2 separate regions of the Homo sapiens genome follow, and region 2 is linked to region 1. The links are chromatin loops, found by intact Hi-C in ENCODE. Cell type or tissue: HepG2. All regions are shown on one strand. Each heading gives the region's core, and the rest is flanking DNA. Links, peaks and the distances in the headings are about the cores only. Region 1 has its middle 540 kb from the start of CPS1-IT1. Region 2 overlaps LOC107985978 (a long non-coding RNA gene).

The links. A loop is a pair of places that touch in the nucleus more often than their neighbours do. Peaks named below come from ENCODE experiments on the same cell type or tissue, not always from the same donor. Only the 100,000 strongest peaks of a DNase experiment are listed, where the experiment ranks them.
Region 2: it touches region 1 in a loop (10-fold over the local background); 2 of 110 quality-filtered maps call a loop at or near these places.

Annotation. Positions count from the first base shown.
Region 1 is chr2:211,156,726-211,159,547 of GRCh38, reverse strand. No RefSeq gene overlaps it. Among named protein-coding and RNA genes, the nearest start is that of CPS1-IT1, 540 kb to the right of the region's middle. In HepG2, for the core only: a CTCF peak has its summit at 1,502 (motif pointing right); a DNase peak (open chromatin) is centred at 1,497.
Region 2 is chr2:211,054,152-211,056,973 of GRCh38, reverse strand. All of the region lies in intron 2 of LOC107985978 (a long non-coding RNA gene), which reads right to left. Among named protein-coding and RNA genes, the nearest start is that of CPS1-IT1, 440 kb to the right of the region's middle. In HepG2, for the core only: a CTCF peak has its summit at 1,340 (motif pointing left); no DNase peak of the experiment used is centred there.

The DNA of each region.
Region 1 (2,822 bases), core at 26-2,525:
GAAGCTGAAAAAAATTCTTCTCTGATATTAAAATTAGTGAATATGAAAGACGGCATTCATCATCTCAACAAACGGGGTTTGCTTAAAAGGTTTAGAATTGAGAGGCTACCAAGAGTAGGCTGTTTCTAAGTTCTAATCAAGAAAACCAGAGTTTCTCATAAATCAGGAAGGTGTACGCTTGTACATTATCTTAACTGTACATTTCTTTTGGCAGTCAAAGAACTTATTCCTACTCTTTCTTCAGATCAATTCAAATTCTTTATTCTCCAGAAATCTTTTTCCAAAGATCAGCTATTTTGGAGTTTTGCTTTCTTCTCTTTGATTTTACTATACCATTGTATATTAATGCCTATCTCAATTACGATTGGAAATTAGAAATGTTGCGTGCTTACTCTTCTTTTCCCTGAATGGCATATTTTTTGAAAGTCAGAACAGGTGTTTTTGTCTTGTCAAAGTCTATTATGGCTGGGAATATAAGTTTTTAAATGAAGCTTGAATGGGCCTACAGAGCACTCCAAAGCATAGTCAAATTGTTGAGAGTATATCCTGAAGCCAACGGTATCCCCCCACCCCGTGCTAAAGAAAAAGCTGAATAATTTCACATATATCACGTATATAAATATACAGTAACTTTAAGTAGTAAGAGAAGGAGAGAAGTTATCTGCATGGCTTTGTATTTTGTTGTTTTTAAAAAACAAATACAATACGAAAATATTTCTTTAGTTCAGAAAAGGGAAAAGATGGCTAACTTTAAAAACTATTATCAATTACTTGGGTGACAATATCTTTTAAGCAGGAAAAAGTAAGCTCAACTAGTTCTGAGTCATATATTGAAATATCTCTAAATATATGACCCTTTGTTCTAACCCAGTGCACACAGACTAACCTTCTAATCTCTTATTTGGTTGCCTTAGGTTGATTTGCTTAAGGAGGGAGAATCTGGGGAAATGGCAGGTGCTAGTTATCCAGTTAGATGTCTCTGTCATTGTGAGTATATAAATCAGCATTCTTGTTTATCTATCCCTTTCTTTTGTGATATTAGCCACTGAGAATCAGTTCTTCTGAGCAAAATCACATCTAAGAGGGCTGACAGCTTGAGGTCCTCAGGTTCCATACCTAAAGGCTGGAGATCAGATTGTAACAACACCATGTGTAAAGCCTTCCCTGAAGCAGCGGGCCAGCCAGGCATCCTTCATTTCTAGTAGTTCTTGATAGCAGAACTTTATAACTAATGTTCCAGTTTCCAATCAAAATGTATGCAACATAATTGCCCCCATCAAAATCTTTCTTTTTTCTTATGTCTACTGATGTTTATAAATTGCCCTCAATGGTGATTTCTGACATTATAATTATTGCAATGAGCATCCTTGAATATATGTTCCTAAATATACATGTAAGAGAACACGGACCAAGAAGTGGACTTTTTGGATGATAGGAGTGACATCCGAAAGGTTTAATAGCCTCCATGACAGAGGTACTGTCAATCAAAGTAGTTGCCGCCAGGGGGCGATAGAGAATGTACTGCTTCAGTATTAGCCTTAGAAGTGTGTGGTACCTTCACTAGAAATTACCAAGTCTTTGAAAGGAAGCTGTAACAATGTACTCTTTTCCACATGTTGGAACTTTAGGGGTTTAAATCTCCTTTGCATTTTGCTCATCCCAATACACAATATAATTTTTATTCAGGATCTTTATTTTTAAGATAGTTAAGAAATATACTTAATTTGTATTTTCTGATGAAGAAAATGGAATCACCAAGGCAAATGTTTGTTGTAACTTCCTGTTCTAGTAACTCTCCTTTGAAATAACAAAATGTGACCTTTATAACCAGTGACTCTTTAAGCAAAACTAAAATTTAGGTGAAAATATTAAGCTTATACTCTATGGTTACTATATATAATTTATTAACTATGATAAAATATAAACATAGTACTCTGTTTTTAAAATATATACATATAACTAGAGTGTAGTTCTAGAAGTAACTACCAATTTGTTCTTAATATTTTGATACAACTTAAGCAATGTGTATCTAGGTTAATATTTCTGTTTTAGTAGTCCTGGTCAAGATTATTGTCCTTTTATATTTTCAGTTTTTCTTAAACCTCAGTTCAGATGAGTCATCTCTGGGTCCTAAAGTTATTCCAAACAAGGGCATCATTTCCAAAGACTCAATGATACAGGGCTTAGATAAGTACAGAAGTTAAGAAACAGAGCCAGATCCCAAAGCCTAGAAAGTAGCCAGTTGATAAATTAGGTTAATAATATTGGGCATCAGATTCCACAAAAAAGGAAATGAAGGAAAAGAGTGAAGTACACATTGATTAAATGCAATTTGTCTAGAACAAATATTGAAATCATCCATTGTGACTTTTAGTTGGGCATGAAAGGTGGTGCTGGACACACTTCTCATGGATGTAGAGAAAGATACTCAGTGGCCTAAACTCAGAAGGACAAGTATTTCCACAATAATCAGTTGTTCATGAGAGCGGTGAGATTATTTGAAGTCATCCTTGCGTGCTTCCAGACATATGTTTATTGCAAATATAACAAACAAAATAGTGTCCCACACATGTAATCAAGGTATAATTTTTAAACTGCTACACACTATCTATTGTAATGTTTCATAACTAATATCTTTCAAACCCAAAATTTATGAAGAAACAGAAACACTACATTATTCAGGTTAAGAAATTATTATATGTTTCTTAGTAATCATATGTAAGACAATGATCAGAAACTTCCTAAAGGAGTTACATTGCAGCAATCCATATTAAAACTAATTCACCCAACTCTGGAATCGAATGCATGCTTGCTTACCTAAA
Region 2 (2,822 bases), core at 19-2,518, 100 kb after region 1:
CCTACGTTACACGTATATTTACAAAAACTGCCATCAAAGCTTTAGCTGGATATGTATGTAGCAAAAAGAGTAGCCATAAAGACACATATGGTTTGGAGTCAAATATTTTTCTTTTTCCGAAGAGATCTGAACGGGGGAGGTAAGTTGAGAGTGATCATGGGAAAGTAACTGTTCTTGCTATAATGATGTAAAATACTAATGTAAATTGTTTAAGAGATAGCTTTAAACATAATGAAACAATTAAGATAAGGTTTCTGTTTCTTATTGAAAGTTTCCATGCTGTGTTTAAGAATTAGATTTTGCCCTAGTGAGGTGTGTGTTTACGTGTATGTATGTGTTTGTGGGTGTGCAGATAGAGATGAAAAATGGAGAGTAATTTCGGAAACTGAGCTATGTACCAAGAAAGATGATGAAAGTTATTTCTCTCAGTGTCATGCTGGAGCTGACTCCTATTAGCTGGCCAAAAAGCCCATTGCGCACATCTTTTCCCAATTCTGTATTTAGTGATAGCACATCCGTAGAATAAAATTGGTCATGGTGAGCGTACTTACACCAACCCTTACAAATCTGGGTTTATTTGGAAACCTATTTGTTAAACATTTACTATTATAACACTGTTCAATGGGCACTTTTCACTTGGACTAGGCTGAGAAAAGTCGTATTTAGTAGATAAATGTAAAACCATTCCCTTGAATATTGTAATACTGTCATTTTCCTTAACATTCTGTAATATCTAATACCACTGCACAATTGAAAGGCTGAGCTGTAGCTAGAAATGGGGAAAAGGGCAATGAAGGGACATGAAGCTCTTGGTAACCAATAGTAAGAGACTAAAGGAAACTGTTCATGTATCATATTCATTCTGGTGTATTATCTGGATGCTTCAATGCTGGCATGAATAAATAAACCCTAAGGCAAGCTGCAGAGAGTCCTTTACTCCCAGGCCTCTTCTCCCACCAGCTATCAGTGTCTGCTGTTTCAGGGTACACAAGGAAAGAGACACATATGAAAAAGAAATACATTTTTCTGCTCCTTAGAGTTCTTGGTCATGAAAACCAAGACAGTCATTATGTGCTCCACTGCGTATTTCTGGCTCTTCACCACAGCATTTCATGCCGGGATTGTATTTACCTGTCCCCATGTGATTAGGGGTAAGCAAAGCACCCCTCATGTGACTACTTCTGGCCAATGAGTTGTGAACATAATGGCATGTTTTATTTCTACGTTAGTGCATGTAATTTTTAGGATGGTACGCTCCAGAGATTCCTATTCATCTGACAATGTTCAAGATGGTGGATGCTCTATTTCTCTGGATCCCAGAGGCGCTATGATGCGTGGGGTCCCTCTGCTGGGCTGCAGTGGACATGAAGTATGAGTAAGAAGTGAAACGTAATGTTACTGAGATTTCATGATACTTTATTACTGCCCCATAATCTATCTTATTTAGACTGATGCTATTACCTGGATGTTTACTGCATATGAGAAGATACCTAGTTCAAATACTGTACTCCAGTCCTGATTAAGGGAAAAATGCTCAGCCCATGACAAAAAAAAAAAAAAGATTAGCAAAGATAATCTTCTGATAGATATAATTATGTCTCCTGCTTCCTGATGTATGAAACTTTAAACTTTTATTTCATAGAAACTTGGTATTCTATTGTGAAAAATCTCTCTAGTACTTTTAAAATTTAAAAAGTTCCAATATTCTGTACAGATAAAATGTAATAGATCATTTGACCATAAAGTTAAATATACAGAAATAGCTTTAAGATAAATAACTGAAGCAGATAGAGTATCACTGCCCCTCCCCCTCCTCCTCCCTCTCACCAACCCACCACTCACCAAATAGAACTATAGAATGTAATTTTGGTTTCAATTTCACTACCCATGCTCTGACCATTCCATTTCATATAGGTAAATATGAAATAATACAAAATAAGTGGAAATTTGTGGGGAAATTAACAACTATGATCAAAAGAAAAAGTGAAGAGATATCATTATTCACTATAATGAATGTAAAATCATAATTATTAATTTTATGAGGACATTTATTTCCTGGGTTGCTTTGGTAATAAATTATGACAGGCACTGAATTGGAAGTATCTTGATAAAATACTAGACTTTTAAAAAATATAACCTCAGCAGTTAACTAATTTTAATTATATATAAAAATATTTGGACTTGGCAAATTTTCTAAAAGTCAGAATATTCAGTTTTGTGCACTGTGCTGGAGACACAAAGAAATAAGATTGATCTGATTGCATTTAACAGATATAGGGGCATAGAAATTTATACAAGCATAATGCATTTTTTTAAAGTGAATATCTTTTCAAGAGCTTTATAAAAACATAAACCTGTTCAGGTGTCTTTAAATTATGCAGTTTATAGCTGATATGAGACAGCACATAAACTTAAATGTTGTTTCATCAGTCTCAAATATCATAGTATAAAAATCACAGGTTAATATGGGTTAATAACAGATTCTTTAGAGTAAGAAAGGCATATAGAATATATACAAAGGAAAAGGAATTTAAGGACCCATGGCTATGGCTCTCTCAACTGACAAAAATTAAATGAAATGTAAGTCTTATAATAATAACTCTTGTTTCTATCAGACCACTGGCTTCAGGGAGTTCCCAGAATTTGACAGAATTTTTAGTCAAAAAATCTATGAGTGATATAAAGGACATTTACTTTGTCTTGTAAAAAAAAATCGATGTATTTGGTAAAACTACATATGTTATGTGTGCATGTATAAATACAAGAATATTGTGGTTAAAAAAATAACAAATGTATATAGTGTACGAAACATAAGCTTTCCT